Linked DNA regions of Mus musculus: regions 1 and 2 are each linked to region 3. A link is a loop called in an ENCODE intact Hi-C map of the cell type or tissue named here. Cell type or tissue: left cerebral cortex. All regions are shown on one strand.

Evidence for each region. A loop is a pair of places that touch in the nucleus more often than their neighbours do. Peaks named below come from ENCODE experiments on the same cell type or tissue, not always from the same donor. Only the 100,000 strongest peaks of a DNase experiment are listed, where the experiment ranks them.
Region 1: it touches region 3 in a loop (2.3-fold over the local background); 14 of 42 quality-filtered maps call a loop at or near these places.
Region 2: it touches region 3 in a loop (2.1-fold over the local background); 15 of 42 quality-filtered maps call a loop at or near these places.

What each region holds. Positions count from the first base shown.
Region 1 is chr6:113,069,932-113,077,931 of GRCm38, reverse strand. It overlaps Setd5 (SET domain containing 5), which reads right to left and starts at 293. Exons shown (of 22, transcript NM_028385.1): 1 at 220-293. Gt(ROSA)26Sor (gene trap ROSA 26, Philippe Soriano) reads left to right here and starts at 688. Exons shown (of 3, transcript NR_027010.1): 1 at 688-758; 2 at 6,497-6,638. In left cerebral cortex, CTCF peaks have their summits at 1,812 and 3,311 (motif pointing left); DNase peaks (open chromatin) are centred at 1,124, 1,412, 1,747, 2,420 and 1 more place; H3K4me3 peaks cover 2,552 bases; H3K27ac peaks cover 2,399 bases.
Region 2 is chr6:113,058,611-113,066,610 of GRCm38, reverse strand. Thumpd3 (THUMP domain containing 3) reads right to left here. Exons shown (of 10, transcript NM_008188.3): 5 at 6,526-6,656; 6 at 3,441-3,510; 7 at 952-1,067. LOC115490527 (a small nuclear RNA gene) reads right to left here and starts at 5,913; the gene lies at 5,808-5,913. In left cerebral cortex, no CTCF peak of the experiment used is centred here; a DNase peak (open chromatin) is centred at 4,185.
Region 3 is chr6:113,118,253-113,126,252 of GRCm38, reverse strand. It overlaps Setd5 (SET domain containing 5), which reads right to left. Exons shown (of 22, transcript NM_028385.1): 12 at 7,909-7,995; 13 at 6,580-6,837; 14 at 5,092-5,412; 15 at 4,443-4,685. Among named protein-coding and RNA genes, the nearest start is that of Setd5, 45 kb to the right of the region's middle. In left cerebral cortex, no CTCF peak of the experiment used is centred here; no DNase peak of the experiment used is centred here.

The DNA.
Region 1 (8,000 bases), 48 kb after region 3:
GACTAGATGAAGGAGAGCCTTTCTCTCTGGGCAAGAGCGGTGCAATGGTGTGTAAAGGTAGCTGAGAAGACGAAAAGGGCAAGCATCTTCCTGCTACCAGGCTGGGGAGGCCCAGGCCCACGACCCCGAGGAGAGGGAACGCAGGGAGACTGAGGTGACCCTTCTTTCCCCCGGGGCCCGGTCGTGTGGTTCGGTGTCTCTTTTCTGTTGGACCCTTACCTTGACCCAGGCGCTGCCGGGGCCTGGGCCCGGGCTGCGGCGCACGGCACTCCCGGGAGGCAGCGAGACTCGAGTTAGGCCCAACGCGGCGCCACGGCGTTTCCTGGCCGGGAATGGCCCGTACCCGTGAGGTGGGGGTGGGGGGCAGAAAAGGCGGAGCGAGCCCGAGGCGGGGAGGGGGAGGGCCAGGGGCGGAGGGGGCCGGCACTACTGTGTTGGCGGACTGGCGGGACTAGGGCTGCGTGAGTCTCTGAGCGCAGGCGGGCGGCGGCCGCCCCTCCCCCGGCGGCGGCAGCGGCGGCAGCGGCGGCAGCTCACTCAGCCCGCTGCCCGAGCGGAAACGCCACTGACCGCACGGGGATTCCCAGTGCCGGCGCCAGGGGCACGCGGGACACGCCCCCTCCCGCCGCGCCATTGGCCTCTCCGCCCACCGCCCCACACTTATTGGCCGGTGCGCCGCCAATCAGCGGAGGCTGCCGGGGCCGCCTAAAGAAGAGGCTGTGCTTTGGGGCTCCGGCTCCTCAGAGAGCCTCGGCTAGGTAGGGGATCGGGACTCTGGCGGGAGGGCGGCTTGGTGCGTTTGCGGGGATGGGCGGCCGCGGCAGGCCCTCCGAGCGTGGTGGAGCCGTTCTGTGAGACAGCCGGGTACGAGTCGTGACGCTGGAAGGGGCAAGCGGGTGGTGGGCAGGAATGCGGTCCGCCCTGCAGCAACCGGAGGGGGAGGGAGAAGGGAGCGGAAAAGTCTCCACCGGACGCGGCCATGGCTCGGGGGGGGGGGGGCAGCGGAGGAGCGCTTCCGGCCGACGTCTCGTCGCTGATTGGCTTCTTTTCCTCCCGCCGTGTGTGAAAACACAAATGGCGTGTTTTGGTTGGCGTAAGGCGCCTGTCAGTTAACGGCAGCCGGAGTGCGCAGCCGCCGGCAGCCTCGCTCTGCCCACTGGGTGGGGCGGGAGGTAGGTGGGGTGAGGCGAGCTGGACGTGCGGGCGCGGTCGGCCTCTGGCGGGGCGGGGGAGGGGAGGGAGGGTCAGCGAAAGTAGCTCGCGCGCGAGCGGCCGCCCACCCTCCCCTTCCTCTGGGGGAGTCGTTTTACCCGCCGCCGGCCGGGCCTCGTCGTCTGATTGGCTCTCGGGGCCCAGAAAACTGGCCCTTGCCATTGGCTCGTGTTCGTGCAAGTTGAGTCCATCCGCCGGCCAGCGGGGGCGGCGAGGAGGCGCTCCCAGGTTCCGGCCCTCCCCTCGGCCCCGCGCCGCAGAGTCTGGCCGCGCGCCCCTGCGCAACGTGGCAGGAAGCGCGCGCTGGGGGCGGGGACGGGCAGTAGGGCTGAGCGGCTGCGGGGCGGGTGCAAGCACGTTTCCGACTTGAGTTGCCTCAAGAGGGGCGTGCTGAGCCAGACCTCCATCGCGCACTCCGGGGAGTGGAGGGAAGGAGCGAGGGCTCAGTTGGGCTGTTTTGGAGGCAGGAAGCACTTGCTCTCCCAAAGTCGCTCTGAGTTGTTATCAGTAAGGGAGCTGCAGTGGAGTAGGCGGGGAGAAGGCCGCACCCTTCTCCGGAGGGGGGAGGGGAGTGTTGCAATACCTTTCTGGGAGTTCTCTGCTGCCTCCTGGCTTCTGAGGACCGCCCTGGGCCTGGGAGAATCCCTTCCCCCTCTTCCCTCGTGATCTGCAACTCCAGTCTTTCTAGAAGATGGGCGGGAGTCTTCTGGGCAGGCTTAAAGGCTAACCTGGTGTGTGGGCGTTGTCCTGCAGGGGAATTGAACAGGTGTAAAATTGGAGGGACAAGACTTCCCACAGATTTTCGGTTTTGTCGGGAAGTTTTTTAATAGGGGCAAATAAGGAAAATGGGAGGATAGGTAGTCATCTGGGGTTTTATGCAGCAAAACTACAGGTTATTATTGCTTGTGATCCGCCTCGGAGTATTTTCCATCGAGGTAGATTAAAGACATGCTCACCCGAGTTTTATACTCTCCTGCTTGAGATCCTTACTACAGTATGAAATTACAGTGTCGCGAGTTAGACTATGTAAGCAGAATTTTAATCATTTTTAAAGAGCCCAGTACTTCATATCCATTTCTCCCGCTCCTTCTGCAGCCTTATCAAAAGGTATTTTAGAACACTCATTTTAGCCCCATTTTCATTTATTATACTGGCTTATCCAACCCCTAGACAGAGCATTGGCATTTTCCCTTTCCTGATCTTAGAAGTCTGATGACTCATGAAACCAGACAGATTAGTTACATACACCACAAATCGAGGCTGTAGCTGGGGCCTCAACACTGCAGTTCTTTTATAACTCCTTAGTACACTTTTTGTTGATCCTTTGCCTTGATCCTTAATTTTCAGTGTCTATCACCTCTCCCGTCAGGTGGTGTTCCACATTTGGGCCTATTCTCAGTCCAGGGAGTTTTACAACAATAGATGTATTGAGAATCCAACCTAAAGCTTAACTTTCCACTCCCATGAATGCCTCTCTCCTTTTTCTCCATTTATAAACTGAGCTATTAACCATTAATGGTTTCCAGGTGGATGTCTCCTCCCCCAATATTACCTGATGTATCTTACATATTGCCAGGCTGATATTTTAAGACATTAAAAGGTATATTTCATTATTGAGCCACATGGTATTGATTACTGCTTACTAAAATTTTGTCATTGTACACATCTGTAAAAGGTGGTTCCTTTTGGAATGCAAAGTTCAGGTGTTTGTTGTCTTTCCTGACCTAAGGTCTTGTGAGCTTGTATTTTTTCTATTTAAGCAGTGCTTTCTCTTGGACTGGCTTGACTCATGGCATTCTACACGTTATTGCTGGTCTAAATGTGATTTTGCCAAGCTTCTTCAGGACCTATAATTTTGCTTGACTTGTAGCCAAACACAAGTAAAATGATTAAGCAACAAATGTATTTGTGAAGCTTGGTTTTTAGGTTGTTGTGTTGTGTGTGCTTGTGCTCTATAATAATACTATCCAGGGGCTGGAGAGGTGGCTCGGAGTTCAAGAGCACAGACTGCTCTTCCAGAAGTCCTGAGTTCAATTCCCAGCAACCACATGGTGGCTCACAACCATCTGTAATGGGATCTGATGCCCTCTTCTGGTGTGTCTGAAGACCACAAGTGTATTCACATTAAATAAATAAATCCTCCTTCTTCTTCTTTTTTTTTTTTTTAAAGAGAATACTGTCTCCAGTAGAATTTACTGAAGTAATGAAATACTTTGTGTTTGTTCCAATATGGTAGCCAATAATCAAATTACTCTTTAAGCACTGGAAATGTTACCAAGGAACTAATTTTTATTTGAAGTGTAACTGTGGACAGAGGAGCCATAACTGCAGACTTGTGGGATACAGAAGACCAATGCAGACTTTAATGTCTTTTCTCTTACACTAAGCAATAAAGAAATAAAAATTGAACTTCTAGTATCCTATTTGTTTAAACTGCTAGCTTTACTTAACTTTTGTGCTTCATCTATACAAAGCTGAAAGCTAAGTCTGCAGCCATTACTAAACATGAAAGCAAGTAATGATAATTTTGGATTTCAAAAATGTAGGGCCAGAGTTTAGCCAGCCAGTGGTGGTGCTTGCCTTTATGCCTTTAATCCCAGCACTCTGGAGGCAGAGACAGGCAGATCTCTGAGTTTGAGCCCAGCCTGGTCTACACATCAAGTTCTATCTAGGATAGCCAGGAATACACACAGAAACCCTGTTGGGGAGGGGGGCTCTGAGATTTCATAAAATTATAATTGAAGCATTCCCTAATGAGCCACTATGGATGTGGCTAAATCCGTCTACCTTTCTGATGAGATTTGGGTATTATTTTTTCTGTCTCTGCTGTTGGTTGGGTCTTTTGACACTGTGGGCTTTCTTTAAAGCCTCCTTCCTGCCATGTGGTCTCTTGTTTGCTACTAACTTCCCATGGCTTAAATGGCATGGCTTTTTGCCTTCTAAGGGCAGCTGCTGAGATTTGCAGCCTGATTTCCAGGGTGGGGTTGGGAAATCTTTCAAACACTAAAATTGTCCTTTAATTTTTTTTTTAAAAAATGGGTTATATAATAAACCTCATAAAATAGTTATGAGGAGTGAGGTGGACTAATATTAAATGAGTCCCTCCCCTATAAAAGAGCTATTAAGGCTTTTTGTCTTATACTTAACTTTTTTTTTAAATGTGGTATCTTTAGAACCAAGGGTCTTAGAGTTTTAGTATACAGAAACTGTTGCATCGCTTAATCAGATTTTCTAGTTTCAAATCCAGAGAATCCAAATTCTTCACAGCCAAAGTCAAATTAAGAATTTCTGACTTTTAATGTTAATTTGCTTACTGTGAATATAAAAATGATAGCTTTTCCTGAGGCAGGGTCTCACTATGTATCTCTGCCTGATCTGCAACAAGATATGTAGACTAAAGTTCTGCCTGCTTTTGTCTCCTGAATACTAAGGTTAAAATGTAGTAATACTTTTGGAACTTGCAGGTCAGATTCTTTTATAGGGGACACACTAAGGGAGCTTGGGTGATAGTTGGTAAAATGTGTTTCAAGTGATGAAAACTTGAATTATTATCACCGCAACCTACTTTTTAAAAAAAAAAGCCAGGCCTGTTAGAGCATGCTTAAGGGATCCCTAGGACTTGCTGAGCACACAAGAGTAGTTACTTGGCAGGCTCCTGGTGAGAGCATATTTCAAAAAACAAGGCAGACAACCAAGAAACTACAGTTAAGGTTACCTGTCTTTAAACCATCTGCATATACACAGGGATATTAAAATATTCCAAATAATATTTCATTCAAGTTTTCCCCCATCAAATTGGGACATGGATTTCTCCGGTGAATAGGCAGAGTTGGAAACTAAACAAATGTTGGTTTTGTGATTTGTGAAATTGTTTTCAAGTGATAGTTAAAGCCCATGAGATACAGAACAAAGCTGCTATTTCGAGGTCTCTTGGTTTATACTCAGAAGCACTTCTTTGGGTTTCCCTGCACTATCCTGATCATGTGCTAGGCCTACCTTAGGCTGATTGTTGTTCAAATAAACTTAAGTTTCCTGTCAGGTGATGTCATATGATTTCATATATCAAGGCAAAACATGTTATATATGTTAAACATTTGTACTTAATGTGAAAGTTAGGTCTTTGTGGGTTTGATTTTTAATTTTCAAAACCTGAGCTAAATAAGTCATTTTTACATGTCTTACATTTGGTGGAATTGTATAATTGTGGTTTGCAGGCAAGACTCTCTGACCTAGTAACCCTACCTATAGAGCACTTTGCTGGGTCACAAGTCTAGGAGTCAAGCATTTCACCTTGAAGTTGAGACGTTTTGTTAGTGTATACTAGTTTATATGTTGGAGGACATGTTTATCCAGAAGATATTCAGGACTATTTTTGACTGGGCTAAGGAATTGATTCTGATTAGCACTGTTAGTGAGCATTGAGTGGCCTTTAGGCTTGAATTGGAGTCACTTGTATATCTCAAATAATGCTGGCCTTTTTTAAAAAGCCCTTGTTCTTTATCACCCTGTTTTCTACATAATTTTTGTTCAAAGAAATACTTGTTTGGATCTCCTTTTGACAACAATAGCATGTTTTCAAGCCATATTTTTTTTCCTTTTTTTTTTTTTTTTTGGTTTTTCGAGACAGGGTTTCTCTGTATAGCCCTGGCTGTCCTGGAACTCACTTTGTAGACCAGGCTGGCCTCGAACTCAGAAATCCGCCTGCCTCTGCCTCCTGAGTGCCGGGATTAAAGGCGTGCACCACCACGCCTGGCTAAGTTGGATATTTTGTTATATAACTATAACCAATACTAACTCCACTGGGTGGATTTTTAATTCAGTCAGTAGTCTTAAGTGGTCTTTATTGGCCCTTCATTAAAATCTACTGTTCACTCTAACAGAGGCTGTTGGTACTAGTGGCACTTAAGCAACTTCCTACGGATATACTAGCAGATTAAGGGTCAGGGATAGAAACTAGTCTAGCGTTTTGTATACCTACCAGCTTTATACTACCTTGTTCTGATAGAAATATTTCAGGACATCTAGAGTGTACTATAAGGTTGATGGTAAGCTTATAAGGAACTTGAAAGTGGAGTAACTACTCCATTTCTCTGAGGGGAGAATTAAAATTTTTGACCAAGTGTTGTTGAGCCACTGAGAATGGTCTCAGAACATAACTTCTTAAGGAACCTTCCCAGATTGCCCTCAACACTGCACCACATTTGGTCCTGCTTGAACATTGCCATGGCTCTTAAAGTCTTAATTAAGAATATTAATTGTGTAATTATTGTTTTTCCTCCTTTAGATCATTCCTTGAGGACAGGACAGTGCTTGTTTAAGGCTATATTTCTGCTGTCTGAGCAGCAACAGGTCTTCGAGATCAACATGATGTTCATAATCCCAAGATGTTGCCATTTATGTTCTCAGAAGCAAGCAGAGGCATGATGGTCAGTGACAGTAATGTCACTGTGTTAAATGTTGCTATGCAGTTTGGATTTTTCTAATGTAGTGTAGGTAGAACATATGTGTTCTGTATGAATTAAACTCTTAAGTTACACCTTGTATAATCCATGCAATGTGTTATGCAATTACCATTTTAAGTATTGTAGCTTTCTTTGTATGTGAGGATAAAGGTGTTTGTCATAAAATGTTTTGAACATTTCCCCAAAGTTCCAAATTATAAAACCACAACGTTAGAACTTATTTATGAACAATGGTTGTAGTTTCATGCTTTTAAAATGCTTAATTATTCAATTAACACCGTTTGTGTTATAATATATATAAAACTGACATGTAGAAGTGTTTGTCCAGAACATTTCTTAAATGTATACTGTCTTTAGAGAGTTTAATATAGCATGTCTTTTGCAACATACTAACTTTTGTGTTGGTGCGAGCAATATTGTGTAGTCATTTTGAAAGGAGTCATTTCAATGAGTGTCAGATTGTTTTGAATGTTATTGAACATTTTAAATGCAGACTTGTTCGTGTTTTAGAAAGCAAAACTGTCAGAAGCTTTGAACTAGAAATTAAAAAGCTGAAGTATTTCAGAAGGGAAATAAGCTACTTGCTGTATTAGTTGAAGGAAAGTGTAATAGCTTAGAAAATTTAAAACCATATAGTTGTCATTGCTGAATATCTGGCAGATGAAAAGAAATACTCAGTGGTTCTTTTGAGCAATATAACAGCTTGTTATATTAAAAATTTTCCCCACAGATATAAACTCTAATCTATAACTCATAAATGTTACAAATGGATGAAGCTTACAAATGTGGCTTGACTTGTCACTGTGCTTGTTTTAGTTATGTGAAAGTTTGGCAATAAACCTATGTCCTAAATAGTCAAACTGTGGAATGACTTTTTAATCTATTGGTTTGTCTAGAACAGTTATGTTGCCATTTGCCCTAATGGTGAAAGAAAAAGTGGGGAGTGCCTTGGCACTGTTCATTTGTGGTGTGAACCAAAGAGGGGGGCATGCACTTACACTTCAAACATCCTTTTGAAAGACTGACAAGTTTGGGTCTTCACAGTTGGAATTGGGCATCCCTTTTGTCAGGGAGGGAGGGAGGGAGGGAGGCTGGCTTGTTATGCTGACAAGTGTGATTAAATTCAAACTTTGAGGTAAGTTGGAGGAACTTGTACATTGTTAGGAGTGTGACAATTTGGACTCTTAATGATTTGGTCATACAAAATGAACCTAGACCAACTTCTGGAAGATGTATATAATAACTCCATGTTACATTGATTTCACCTGACTAATACTTATCCCTTATCAATTAAATACAGAAGATGCCAGCCATCTGGGCCTTTTA
Region 2 (8,000 bases), 60 kb after region 3:
GTTGGACTTCAATCTTCTACCCTCATGTCCACACACAAATAAATACAATAAAAAACATTCTGCAGTCTGAATTTCTAAAGGTTGTTTTTCTAAAAAGAAATGTTAAAGTAACATAGGAAGAAATATGTCCATAACTGAAATACAAGTTTTTTAAATGGTTAAGACTGGTTTTCAAAGGATGTATGGTTAAGAAAATACCAGGGAAAATGAGCTTACATGTAAAAAAGTGTCTAAAAGGCCAGAGAAATGACCCAGCTGGCAAAGGTGTCTGCCCTAAGCCAGACAAAAGGAATTTGATTCACAGGAAGAAGAGACCCAACTCTCACTAGTTATCCTCTGACTTCCACACCATGACACAGCTCCATGGCACTCTCAGGCCCCCACACATATACAGATATAAACAGAAACCTAATCCACCAGCCTTCAGAAGCAAAGCAATTGGAGGATTTAAACAGGCCATGGCTACTAATAGAGATAACTGGTAGTTTAAAAGTTATGGTAATGACTTTCATGCTTCTTTCAACTCATATTGTTCTAAATAATTAATTTGGTTTTTCAAGGCAGGGTTTCTCTGTGTAGTTCTGGCTGTCCTGGAACTCACTCTGTAGACCAGGCTGGCCTTGAACTCAGATCCATCTGCCTCTGGAATAAGGGCACGTGCGTGCCTTTTCTACATAACAAAACCTATACTATAACAAAACCTATACCATACTGTACCGTTTTGGGAAAAGACAAAAAATAATGAACAAAAAAGGAGAAATAACATTCCAATAAAGTATGGAAATGGTAGTTAAATTAATTACAAATGTTTTTCAGTAAATTAGATGTGACTTCTCATACTGTTCATTTGGCTATAATGATACCACAAAGCACTGGGGGTGAATAATAATTCCAAGTCAGTAGGGAGAGAGACTTGAAAAGATGCAATGCAATCATTGAAGTTAAACTTACCCATCTTTAATCTGGCTCTTAGTCAATAGAGATGAGATGTTATTTGCTGCTCTGTTCACTGCCAGTGGGTTATTGTCCCCAGCAATATGGTAACAGTGAGACCACTCAGTAGCCCCCTATGAGACAGGAGTGTTGGTTAAACATGCCACAAGAGAAAAGGGAAAAGTCACTATGGCCAACTCTCAGTAACATGGCAATCCGTGCCATTCATTTCCTTGCCAGAAATGTCTTCCCTGTTCTTCTGCCTACTGAACTTTCACCCACTAGAAATGTGGCTCCAATGTCATCCACTATGACATCAATGTCAGCGCTAGAAGCACTTTGCACACCTCTGTTGCTGACTTAGCCCATTTGAAACTATGTCTATCACCTCTGCCTAAGTAATCCAGCAATTCCTTCCAGATAGGTCTAGTATTTTCTTTCTACCCGGCAATGGCTGGCACATATAAGGGACTGCATTCTCTTAATTAACATGATTTTTAAAAATTTACCTAACTAACCAGACCTATGCTGTCTTGGATTGTGAGTTTAGCTTTTAAAAGATAACCACATTTCTGAAAAGATTTTGTAGTTAAGTAAAAAATGTCAGCAGCATATAAATGCCAAGCAGTGACATATTTGTGAAACAAAGTGACATACTATGGTACTGTTTCTGCCACAAAGACATGCATGCATGAATACAGCACTTCATAACTATTTTGCCCAGACCCTTTAGGATGATGACATTCTGGTCTATTATTCTATAATGACAGCAAACAAGAGGAATGTTCAAGTATGCCATAAACTGGGTGTGCAGGGATACAGGAAGAACTCACAGGTGTGATCTGTGCTTGCCAACCTTTTTATTTTTTTTAATTATTATTTTAATGTTTAATCCAGGATGGATTTCCTACCTTGGGCTACATTTACAGTACTTCTAAATCTCAGTGTCTTCTAGGACAGGTATTAGATAATTTAATGGGCACATCTGTACACAGACCCTTCAGTTTCCATCATGACTCAGCTGAAGTTTCCACGTAGGTACTCTCTCTCATGCCTACTTTTACGTGGAAATGGCTTAATCTGGTTTTCCCACCCCACCCCTTTTATTCTGATGTCTACTTTGATTGTGTGTTTCTTCATCATGGTCAGTTTACCTGCCATTTCGCAGATAAGTCATGGTTTAATGATGGAGAACTACAGTTTGGTTTCCAGAATTCTTGACTATAATAATTCAGCTCCTGTTCAGATCTCAAGAAGTAGTCACTCACTAGCCACCACCAGTGGAACATTCAAACTAGGTGCATTTTCCTCTTGGATTTTAACTCCCAATCAAAGTCAGACCAGAGATTTCCTAATTATACTAGATTATTTTTCCCTTTGTGGGTTGCTTTGGGCTTGCTCATCTGTCCAATTTCTGCCCGCTCAACACAACCTGTGGTACCATGAATTCAAGGTGAGCCTGTGCTACATACCAAGACCTTGCCTCAAAAGGATTAAAAAAAAGAAAGAAAGAAAACATCTTCCCATTTCTTACTTTGCCTTCTGTAATGTTTTGTTTTGTTTTTGTTTTTGTGACTGGCTTTCTCTGTGCAGCTCTGACTGTCCTGGAACTCACAAGAGATCTGCCTGCCTCTGCCTCTTGAGTACTGGGATAAATGTATATGCCACCACCACCACCTAGTACCTTCTGTAGTTTTTTGAGTGTTGTAGCAATTCTGAAAATTATTGATGGTCACTGGGTATGTAGCCTTGTCAGATTTCCTAAAATACGTTTTTTTTTTAAAAAAAAGGTCAAACGGCCAGGTAGTTTGTGCCCTAGAGGAGATGGGTGAATCCCTGTGAGTTTGAGGACAGCCAGGGCTACATAATAAGACCCCCATCTCAAAACAAACATAAAGAATACTTATAGGTATTCTTTTTTTTTTTCCGAGACAGGGTTTCCTCTGTATAGCCCTGGCTGTCCTGGAACTCACTTTGTAGACCAGGCTGGCCTCGAACTCAGAAATCCGCCTGCCTCTGCCTCCTGAGTGCTGAGATTAAGGGTGTGCGCCACCACGCCCGGCAATTTAGGTATTCTTATGGGTTTGTTTTGCAGTGCTGGAGATCAAGCCCAGAACACCTGTTTTGCATGCAGATGCCCTGGCACTGAGCTGCAATGCTGTGGTTTCTCCTTCCCACTTATTCACTCCAGGAAGCTCTAATTATGTGGACGTTTATGACCCCCTCAGTTATCCTCTGCTGTTCAACCTAGTGCCTCGTCCATTCATTACAGGGAAAAAGGCTTATCAGTTTGCCGTTCTCAGCTCGCTTCTCTACCACTTCAGCTTTCACCATCTAACCACACGGTACTTGGCTGTGTGAAATCAATGCTTACAATGCTTTAACAGAACTTTTACCCTGACTATGAGAAGTTTTTTCAAACTTTTGGGGTTTTTCTCATTGGATCCAATTTGCCCACCATTTTGAATAGATCACTTGCTTATGTAAAAATAAAAAGCTGTTATTACCTCTATTGGTATTGCCCCTGTTCCACACATTGGGTCCACTATTACATCAGTAGGCTTAGGTTCACAGAGCCTGGAGGGAGAAAACAATCCAGCACATGTGAAAACCAACCAAAAACTAAGACTGGGATCTACTACTGGCATAGGATCTGCACACCAGCGTGAAGGATCAGCAATTTATGGTTTGAAAGTCAGCCTGGGGTTGACACTCAGTAGCAGCCCTCGCCTATGCGTACAATGCTTCTGGTGGTAGGGGAGAGAGCGAGAGATACTGATTTGTTATCCTAGCACTCAGGAAGCTGAGGCAGGGAGATTTTTAGTGGGCATTTGCTGACAACCAGACATTCAGTCTCCTTTCATTTTGGATTTAACTATGGAGATACAGTCCTTAACATAAAATAACTGCTTTAACTTTATACACTTGAAATTCTTTAAACAACCCTATTACCATTTAACAGACAAAATGATCCAAAGAAACATTTTTCCTAGGACACAAAATAAGGAGTCAAGACTACATGTGACTAGCTTTAAATGTTACTTACCAGTCCTCAGGTTACTAAGTTTTATCTGATTTTTCTATTCTGTTTGAGACCTTGCATCATGCATGTTAATGATCTCCCTCATAAGACGGATTCTTGGGCAAGCCTGTAATGCCAGTCATTGTTAATGGGCCAGAATTGGGCACTTGATCAAATTATGTCACTCAAATCCTCTTAGGAATGTGGAATAAAGAGCAAGTAACCCTGGGTCGTTTGAGCCAGTCATGTGCAACTGGAGGACAGGCAGTCAAGTGCACAGGCGAGCTAAGCCAGAACACACAAGCTTTTAGAAGACAGGAAAGCAGTCCTTTGCATTTTCTACTATCTAGTTTCTGCACCTCTTAATTTTTAGCCTTTATGTCTATGGATATATTGCTGTCATGTATATCTGTATCACATGTGAGCACTGCCTGTCAAATCAAAAAGAGGGCATCTGACCCCTTGAGGCAAGTTATTAACCATTATGAGCCACCATGTCAGTGCTAGGAATTGAACCCAGGTTCTCTGGAACAGCCATCTGTCTAGCCCTGTAGTTTCTGCCTTTCTTGAGAATCGCCCAAGGGTTTTTTGTGGATCTGGTATAATCTTTGCTCATCTCTCCAACCACCGCAATCCTCAGCATAATTATCACTTCATGTGTCTGTACACTTGTGTTTGCCACATGCACATGAAAGCCAAAAATAGAAATCAAGATCTGGCATCCCAATCCACCACCCTGCTTGCCTCTTGTTTTGGTTTTTTTGAGAGAGGGTCTCTACAGAGCCCTGGCTGTCCTGGAACTATGTAGGCCAAGCCCAAGCTGGCCTTGAGTTCACAGAAATCTATCTGCCTCAGCCTCCTAAGTGCTGAGATTAAAGGTATGTGCCACTGCACTCAGCTGGGCACCTTTCTCAATTGCTCTTTACCTCACAACCTAGAGCTCACAAATTCAGTTAGAGTGGCTGGCCAGAAAGCCTGGGGTATCCTCCTGTCTCAGCCTCCTCAATGCTAGGATTATTGACAATAGCGATGCTGTGAGGCTGGGGTTAGGCTTGTGCGGAGAGTGCACCAGGCTGTCTCCTCAGCCCAATCATTACTTTTTTATTCTATTTAGTTTTTAATACCAGCACTCAACTCTGTATGCTGGTTTCTATAATCATGGTTGGAGGCAGATAGTAAATATCTGTTTAGTGAAAGAAGCTTAGGAGTGTTTCTCTTAAGTTTTCTGTTACTAACTTAATGTGTTCCAGTTGTGAGGAACTGTGACCATGACAAAAGAGGAAGCAAAAATTGAAAAGGAAGAAAATGTAATTATGTAACTCACTAGATCATGCCAGGAACTGTACAGAATAAGATAATCTGACTATGTTTCTGCATTTAATCCTTATGAACAAAATTTTTTAATAAATATTTTCACATTTTATTTATACATGTGTGTTAGTACCTCTGTGTGTGTACCCAAAGACCAGAAGAGGATATTGGAAGAGAGTATGGAGCTGGAATTAAAGACTGTTGTAAGCTGCCAGGCATGGAAGTCTAGAACTGAGCTCTGGTCATATGGAAAACCAGCATCAACATTAACTGTTGAGCCATCTCTCTAGCCCTAAAGTCAGTCACCACGTTTTTTTTTTTAAGTATGCATATGTGTGGGTGGGATTTTTAAAGTATGTATGTGCTGGTGCCTACAGAAGACAGGTGTTGAATCCCCTGGAGCTGAAGTTGCAGGTTGTTGTTATCTACCAACCTGAATGTTAGGAACCAAACTTAGGTCCTCTGCAAGAGCAGCAGACATTCTTAAAGCTCTGAGCCATCTCTCCAGCATGAGTAAACCTTTTCTTCTTTTTCTTTTTCTTTTCATATAGAACACTTCACAAATCTGTCTGTCATCTTTATGCAGGGGCCATACTAATCTTCTCTATATTGCTTTAGTTGAGTGTATGTGCTGCCAAGTTGAGCACATGAATAATCTTTGGCATCCCATGTCAAGCCCATTTTGCAGTACTGAAATCTCAAGTGTAGGGGGGAAAAAGACTTATTTGAGAAAGAAAACACCAAGAACGTAAGACTGACAACAGAGGCAGGCTGCTTGTCTTGCACTTGTCAAAGTCCCAACACGATCCCTAGGTTACAGCCAGTGTAACATTTAAAACTATGAGTAAATGGGGTGTGGTGATATGTACCATGATCCCAGCACTCAGGCTACCAAGCTGCATGCCAGCACTGTCACTCAACAGACAAGGTCTGTACTCACTCACACATCACAAGGATCTCCTCTGCTTCACTCTATTGCCTAAAGCAGCACAGCCTCTCTCGACAGAAGCAGCTCCTCGCTGAAGACACACAACACCACTCTCACATGTATAACCAAGAATACTAATAAACCATCCACGTGGTGTTTTCTGCATCAAAAACTGACAACAGTAAATACTGAAGAGAAAATAGGTACTTTGTAATTCTAACTAAGAAAATGGTTTTGGGAGTTTTTGTTTTGTTTTTTTTTAGAAAATGAGTGATTTAATTCAGAGCAAAGTGTTCATTACAATATGGACAGCAAAATCCCCTTCTGTTACCTGAGCATCCCATAGGCAAGAGTTGACCTAAGAGTTGTAGGTCCAAAATGTGTAATATTTCTGCGATGGAGACTCTCTTCTGTCAGTGCAATAGCAACAATGACTTCATTATCATGGATGTTCAGGAGAACCTACATCAAATTAGAGACAAACGAGAAAGTCAACAGTCTTCGAACTGTACCTACTAACAAGACCCTTAAAAACAATCCAGGGCCTTATCTGGCTGTGGTACTACCTCCCAAGTGCTCTAACTAATCCCAGCACTTAGAAGGCAGAGGCAGGCGGATCTCTGTAAGTTCAAGGCCAACCAGGTCTACACAGTGAGTTCCAGGGCAGCCAGGACTAGATAGAAAGACTGTCTCAAACAAACAACAACAAAATAAATAAATAAATAAATTTAAAAGAGTAAAATAAACAGAGCCTTGAAGCCAAAATTGGCTTGAATTCTTAGATAGGCTAGCTGGACTGAAACTCAAAATCCTCTTGCCTCTGCCTCATAAATGCTGTGATCACAAGAAAGAGATACATGTCTTCCTTATTAAGACTTTTTGAATTAAGATAAAAACAACAAAACCAGGGCTAGGTCTGAGGTGAGCCAATGGGAAGAGTACTTGCTTGGCAAGTATGAAGATCTGAGTTTATCCCTGGAACCCAAGTAAAAGCCAAGCATGGCTTATACATACATAACAGCCACAACACAGAGAACTTTCTTTTCAGAACATTTTAAATTTTTATTCTATGTGCACAAATGTTTTGCCTGAATGTATATCTGTGCACCACATGCACACTTGGTGCCCATGGAAGCTAGAAAGAGGTGTGTGATCCCTTGGAACTAGAGTTACAGCTACCTACCGTATGGGTGCTGGGAATTAAACTTGTATCCTCTGAAAGAGCAGACAATTCTTTTAACTGCTAAGCTATCTTGCCAGCCTATACAAACTTTCTGATTGAATTATACTTTACAGGTTTACTATACAGTACATAAAATTCAGTTATTTGCGTATTTATTTGTGTTTGTGTATGGATTGGGTTTGGGGATCAGAGGACAACTTCTACCATGCATCCTAGGAACTGAACTCAGGTCAGCAACCTTAGTGGTAAATCTGCCTACCTAGTGAGCCCAGAGGTGTAAGCCTTCTGCATATACATTTCAGTGAGCTCTGACCTATACTCAGTACCCTTTACAAAGTTCTCTTTTGTCTCTTTCCTGGGTGATCATTAATCTAACCACTATTATTATAAGTTAGTTGTATCAGTTTTTGGAGTTAACAAAAATGAAATAGTATATGTACTATTTTCATTTAATTTTAAAACATTTTATTCTTTTTACTCCCCCCACACACAGGCTATTAATAAGTTATCTCCCAGTTTTTATTATATGAACATATTTTGATGGTATAGATTTAAAATATGTATGTATGTTTTGGGTTTTTTTTTTTTCTACCACCTTTTATTTTCTCAATACAGGCTTCTCT
Region 3 (8,000 bases):
TGCTAATTCTAGCAGTATGTTTATGTTCAAAGGTAAATAAAGCAACAGTGCAGACAACACTAACTTTCTAAGCAATCTTGACACCAAAGATTCTTTCCATATGTTCAAATGACTTTATACACAACACAGAGGGACACTGACTAAAGGCTTACATGTTTATTATAAAACAAAACAGGGCTGGAGAGATGGCTCAGCGGTTAAGAGCACTAAGTGCTCTTTCAGAGGTCCTGAGTTCAATTCCCAGCAACCAAATAGTGGCTCACAACCTTTTCTGTAATGGGATCCAATGCACTCTTCTGATGTGTCTGAAGACAGCTACAGTGCACTCATATAAAAAAAAAATCCTTAAACAAACACAACAAAGACAAAAAAAAACCAGGAGACATGAATTTATTTGTGTCTATCTATCTCAAATTAATTAAATTTAGACACTCCTGGAAGATTAATAAATGTCTTCACAAGTGAACAATCTGGGTATAAACATATAGACACAAACTTGTCCTATACTGCTTTTAACTTAGGAGGTTTTTCAATGATATATGAAACAGTAGGTCTATTAGTAAGAATATATATTATTCTTTGGAGATGGCTCAGTGGTTTAAGAGTGCATGTTGCTCTTGCAGAGGACCTAAGTTTGGTTACTGACACCCATATAGAGGCCATCTCAAACTCCAACTCAACTCTGGCCTCTGAATGCCCAGGCATGCATGTGGTAACACTTACACATATGCAGGTAAAATGCTCATACCCAAGAAAAAGTTGACTCAGATTTCTAGCTTTAAAAAAAAATAGGTTAGTTTGCCCCGCCCACAAAATGTTTATGTTGTATAATCTAATCTGGATTTTTCTCAGGAAATATTAAAGCAGCAATTTAAACTGAATTCCAATGTAAATAAGGGTTTTAGGAAGGGAGGGTAAGGGGGTCTTATGAGACTGGCCTCAAATTTCTGATCTTTCTGCCTCCACCTGTCCCAAGGCTAAGACAACAAATCTGCACCACAGCTATTCTAAGTTTTATGAGGACCCCCACCACCATTGGGAATGGTATGCACTCTTCCAGCTGAGCCACATCACTGGCCATAACAATTTTAAGATTAATTTTAATGAGGCAGCCTTTCTATGATAGTCTCTTTCTAAAAATAGTGATTGATACAGAGCTGAAGATATAGCTCGGTGGTTAAAGTGCTTATCCAGCTTGTTCTAACCCTGCTTAAAAAAAGAGGTGTGGGAGACAACTAAGTAGGAGACTGGTCACAGTCTTGGAGAATGCAATGTGGAGTTCAGTTAAATTCAATTTCTTTCTATGGGTTGCCAATGGAGATACTACATATATAACTGCCAAGTGTTGTGGTCTATGTCTTTAATCTCAGCATTCAAGAGATAGAGGCAGGCAGATCTCCACGAGTCTCAAGTCAATCTACTCTATGTAGATATACAGATAAGCCTGGATTATTTTGATACTTTGAATCACCTCCCCCTATACATAGTAATGCAACAACAACAAAAGCTCAAGCAAGTACATTTTCTATGTAAGTTATACTTTTACACAAGTTTGTTTGCTTGGCTCTCTGCTAGTTCGACAAACAAGAAAGGAAAAAAAAGATTGCAATTCTGTATAATTACCAATAAGGCATTTCAAATGTTAGTCCACTTTATAACGATCTTTATATTAATCCCTGCTAAATTACCATCAATCGCTCCTTTTAAAAAAAGATTAATTCTACTTATGTGACCGTTTTGCCTGTATGTATGTATGTATGTATGTATGTATGTATGTATGTATGTATGTATGTGTATGGCTCATCAAATCTTCGGGACCGGGGATTACAGCAGTTGTGAACCACCATGTAGTTACTAGGAACCAAATCTGGGTCTTCTGCAAGAGCAGCAAGTGTTCTTGATGAGGCGTCTCTCCAAAGCCCCCAGTAACTCTTCTTAAGACATCAGGATAGATTTTACAACCTGATTTTACTGCCTTGATAAAAATGCTTTACACTCCAATATTCTTTTTAAAAAGTTGTTTTTTGAGCAGGGCAGTGGTGTACATCTTTAATCCCAGAACTTGAGAGGCAGAAGCAGGAGGATTTCTGAGTTTGAGGCCAGCCTGGTCTACAGGGTAAGTTCCAGGACAGCCAGGGCTACCCAAAGAAACCCTGTCTTAAAAAAAAAAAAAAAAAAGGTTGCTTTTTGGGGGTGAAGAGGTGGCTCAACAGTTAACACTGACTGCTTATCCAGAGATCCTGAGTTAAATTCCCAGAAATCATATGGCGGCTAAAACCATCTGGGCTCTGATGTCCTCTTCTGATGTCTGGAGAGAGCTACAGTGTACTCACATACATAAAATAATTCTTTTTTTAAAAGTTGCTTTTCTTAGCACATACTAACTATCCAATGGGTCTCATACTTTTCTATATACACATATCATGTATTTTGTCTATACTTATGCCCTTTCCATTCTTTCTTATTCCTCTCCCATTCCCATTCACTCTAATCTTCCCTTTTTATAACCAATGACTCTACTTTCTTATTTTTAAACCTAATAAGCAGAGTTTCTATTTGGGTTGTTCACAAGAGTATCTTACCAGTGTAGTACCTCTTACCACTGAAGAATATATCCTTCCCATAATAAACTGAGTATATAGCCTTAGGGAGAGACAGGGTCCTTTCTAACTTTTAACACTCCTCATAAAAGCAGCTAGGATTCTGCTATTATTTAAATATTACATCTTAAGAAATCATTATTTTGCGGGGGACTACAGATTTCATGCTGGTGTGGATGTTAGAGGACAACTACATCAACAGGTCATCTTCCACTTTTACATGAGTCAAGGGATAGAATTCAAGTGTTTGCCTAATTAGCCATCACATCAGCTTCCTGTTTTACTTACTGAAGAACTGAGTCTGTTTTGCCATTCTAGATGTTGAGATGAGATTTTTGCAGCCCAGGCTAGTAATATAACACCCTTGTCTTGGCCTACTGTATGATGTAACATGACTATCATACCTGGTTATCATGGGTAATGGTGTTTTTGTACAACAAACCATTTTCTTTTTCTGATAAACACAAGATCCAAGAGAAGCTAAGTGAGTGGTATAAGTGAATTCCCTAGAGACCCAGCTCTTCATTACCTAGACAAAATTCCTATAGTGATCAGATTTTCAAAATCTTTCTACTGTTATTACTTATTTCACCAAGTTACTTACTGCATTATCCAAAATCTCTTTGACAAGGACCTTGAAATCTAATTTCTCAGAAAATCTTCCATTTGGGAGTTTTCCCCATACAAACCAAGTAAGTGCAGTACTTTATAGGATGTGCTACTTAGGCTTCTGCAATGTACTACTGACTCAGCAGCACTGCCTTTCCCTATGCAGACTCCCGTTTCCTTGCTCCCCTTCAATAGGCCATGTCATTCTGTTGATCCTTTATATTCCCGTCCCCAAGAAGTAACTTATGATCTTGGGGAAAGAAAAAAATCTTTTTAAGTTTAGAGGAATCAGGGAAGACCTGCCTGGAATTGGAAACTTCATCACATCAAATAAGCTACATGCAGCATCCTCATGTATGTGATGCCCGAGGAAGAGGTCAAGGCCAGACAATGAGGGCGGCAGCCTGAATCCTGATCTGAGGATCAGAGAAAAGGGTGGTCCAGGGAAAAGAACCCTACCTAAAGGAAGACCTGATAAAGTGTGTTCTGTGTTTCTGAAAACATTGAAGAGCATTATAGGCTTGAAGAACAATCTATTCCCAAGACACCCTTGGAACATGTGTACAAATGTGGGAATTAATAAAGTGCATTCCCAAAACAACTACCAAACATTGCTGGTGCTAGACCCAAAACAACTAGAGTCCCAGAAAGGCAGGGAATAAGTCTTTTTATTGTCCAATAAAATTCTAAGATAATTTTTTGTCTAAACTCCTTTAAGAAATAATAGTAATTGATTATATAGTTACAACGACAATCTTATCTGCTTTTATGAATATAACTGTTCTCTAATTATTTGGGGTCCAACATCATACAATAGTCACAAATTACCATGCTAACCAGTATCACAAAAGCATATACAAAACACATCCATCCCATCAATTGCCTTGTGCTCTCAGTAATGTGAAAAGCTTCTAGGTATGGACAGGTAAACAGTCACAAGTTTGAGCACCAAAAATGCTGTATACATTCCAACTTGACCACAGTGACTTCTAAAGAGTCTACTTCCATGTTTAACAACACAATATAAACTCACAAAGTTATCTAGAGATTCTCGAATTATCTAGACAATTATGTAAAATATACTACAACTATATGCACCCTACAGTATTAAACATATTTTCATTCATGGGCAGGTATACACACACAGACACACACGGGGAGGGGGTGGGGGGTAGAGGGGGAGATAGACAGATAGACAGATAGATAGATAGAGACAGACAGAAAGGCACATACCTTCTTACAGGAGCTGAATGTGCCATCAGGCAGAAGGGGCCTTCGACGCCTCTCAGGCATAAAGGGTGAGCCAAAGCGAATGTAGTGTTTGGGGGTGGTACAAATTAATGGGGAATGAATAAGACCTGGTAGCATGTTCAGGGTTGTTGCCAACACAGTTGGGTCAGTGGTGATACGCAAAGGACACTCAACAGGGCATTCTTGCTTCTCTGCCTTGTCATTTAACCATTCTGTAACTAGATACTAAAGGTTTAAAAAAACAAAACAAAACAAAAACCATTAGTTATCACTGCATTTGTAACAGCTGCCAGAAGCAGTAGTGTAGTTCACAAATCAAACTTCAACTAAAACTAGAACAGATCAGCAACCACAGTGAAGATGAGCTGAGCATTCAGAGTATAAGGTATCTTTCCTTTACATTTTCCATGCTCACAAAGACAGATAAAAATAGTGTTTTACCAGTGATTTAAATTCTGTCTAAAATCAAGTGAACAAAAATAAGTAGGATGGTTTCAGCTTCCAGCACAAACAACTTTTTACGTAAAATGTTCAATCTAATAATTCTAAGGTTACTTCTTCCTTGGGGATTATAGGCCCTCTTGCTTTAGCGTGATACTCCTTACCATATGAAATTTATATCGTCGCTTACCTTTTTGGTTTTGGGGTATTTAGATGCAGCACGGTTGACATGGGATCCAGTAACTGATATCACAGTTGGGTCAGACCCTGTTAGCTGTCTGTTCTCTCCTGAACTGTCTGTATTTCCAGCTTCAGGAGGAGTTACTGAGTTGTTACTTCCTCCTTCTTCCAAGGCAGCTTGCGACAGTTCTGCCTGTTGTGCAATGGCCTGCTTCTGGCGTTTTAGTCTTTGGGCTGAACTGGTCCGGTACCGAGAAATTCTACTTTTCGGTCGGGGTCTAGAAGGCTTAGCTGGAGGTGGTTTAGGGATTGGCTTTTCTGCAGCTACATCCTGTAACAATATCAAGGCCAAATGTTTACTAGAAAATTCTCTTCTCCTTTGCAGACAGGATCTCCCAGGTTGCCTTAGTTTGCTGAGTACTAGGATTAGACAAGGCTCCTCTCACCTAGCATCAGAAATGTCTTACCTGTTTCTTAGTTTTCTATCTATTTAAAGCATTCTAAATGATTTTCAATTAATCCTTAAGGCTGGAAGATTAATCCCCAATTAACACCACTTGGTGCTCTTGCAGCAAAGACTGGGGTTCAGTTTTTAGTGTTCACAAAGTCCTCTAACTAGGAGTTTTAGTTTTAGATGGGGATCCAATCCCATCTTCTAGCCTCTGTGGGTAGGGTACATACATGATACACATACATACATGTAAGAAGGTGTGTGTCTGTCTGTTCACACATAAATATAAAAATAAATAAATCTGAACTTGGCACCACGTCACCTATCTTTAATCTCAGCATTCAGGAGGTGGAATCAGAGGTAGAGAGGGCAGAGGCAGGTAGACCCCTGTGAATTTAAGGTTAATCTGATCTACAAAGCAAGTTTCAGGCCAGCCAGGAGGACTATATGGGAAGACCCTGTCACAAAACAAATTAAAAAAAATACAAAATTTTATAGACTTTATTACCTAAATAGACCATAGACAAACATCTGCCTTAGTTAATTCTATTTCTAACAAACATGTATAAAATAAAATAGGTCAAAAGCCAATTAAAGCTAGGTACCTAATATTAAGGTTCTTAGGCAAGATAATTCTTGTTTCTTTTCTACACCCAGAAGTCCTATGTTAAACACTAGTCCTGAGAAGGCCCTGGAAGGTCAGTCATGTACCTGAGCTATTCAGAGAATCAGTGAGAGAAACCCAAAGATTTGGTTTCTTCCCTTAGAGATGGAGACTGAGCTAGGTGAAGCCTTCGTGCTCAGTATGCATTCTCCCAAACCAAAGGATTCTATGAACTTATCTGGGAGACACTTAAGTGCTAAGGGACTTTGTCATTCAAATGTTGACCTCACCTGTCTCTCTGCATCCCACAAACCAGCTGTTGAGATCAAAATAGCTTTGCTTATTCTGATACAGAGCAACGTTGAAAATACTAACTTCTACCACTATAGAAAAAGACAACTGACATTAGCATACGCAGGACTTTTCAGAGCTTTCCCTCTTACCCCAGCATGGGAGGACCTCCGAGTATTCACACCAGTGCTCTGTGGGGTGCTTGGGATAGCAACATTTGAAACAGGGCTGCTAACTTCAGACTCAGGGGCTGCAGTTTTTGTCTCTTCTCCAACTACTATCTCTGAACTGCTAGTAGTAATCTCTATGTCCGAGCTGCTCTGTTCTACAGGCTGATCCCGCCGTTTCTTTCTCTTCTCTAAAGATTCAAAAGCATGCATGATGGCTTCAACCTTTCGGTCTTCTCGAGTCTGGGGGTAGAAAAGTATTAAAAACAACAATAAAAAAAGCATCAACCAGAAGCTATTTCAAAAGTAAAATTAGTAGGGTTTATAAGAATTTATTCAAAGTATTATTAAGATAGCATATGCATCACTAAACTTTAAGATAAAAAAAATTAAAATTATTTTAAATATAGTAAACAGTTATAGCAGAAATTTAAAACTAAATGTTTTAAAATAGGTGAGCTACCTCAACACATTTTAGTGCATAAAGCAACGACAAGCAATTTCTGTCCTACATTCAGAGCTCAAAACCAAAGTAAATTGTCATTAAATTTTTTCTAAGCACAAATGAACACAATTAGCAAATGTTTTTAATCAATCTGACAAAAAAAAAATTACTACAGTTTGGATATGAATGTGCCCCAAAGGCTCAAGTTCAGTTAAAGGCTCAGAACTCATGTGGTAAGTGCTATTGGGAGGTTGTGGAGACCCCAGGAACTGCGCCTTCTTGGAGGAAGCAAGCCACTGGGTGCCATGGAAAAGTATAGAATATACTCTTCCATCTTTGGCCTCTTGGCTTTTTTTCCTCTCAGCTTCCTGGTAGCAATGAGGTAAGCAGATTTTCTTTGCAGTGGACTCCTACTGTCTTATTTCGGCTTGCTCTGAAAGCAATGAAGACAACAGACCTGAACCTGCGTAACCTGAGCATAGGTAAGCTTGGCCTCCTTCAAGTTGTTTTTCACAGCATTTCTGTCACAGGGACAGAGGCTCACAGTGCTGATTATCTTCCTCTTCTCCCAGTAATTTGGGATCGAACTCAAGACCTTGTGCTGCTATACAACTGTGCTATCAGCAGCTCTTCTTGATTTTAGTTTTTAAATATAAAAACACAAAACAAAGTAAGAAAACTAAGCCAACAAACTTTGGTCTTCATCACCAAGTTTTAGGGAAATCCAGTTGTTAGAAGGAAATATCTTAAAGCCACTAACAGATAGTTATCATAAACAACTGTGAGCATGCCTATATGTAATGAAACGTACTTTATGGTAAAACCTCAGCGTTAGGAAAGTACAGAGACATCTACTGGACAGGACTTACCCTTCTGCTATGAGCAGAGTTCTCCTGGTCATCTGTAGCCTCTTCTTTTTCTTCTTCTTCTGGTTTTTCTTCTGGATTGTCAACTTCCTTTA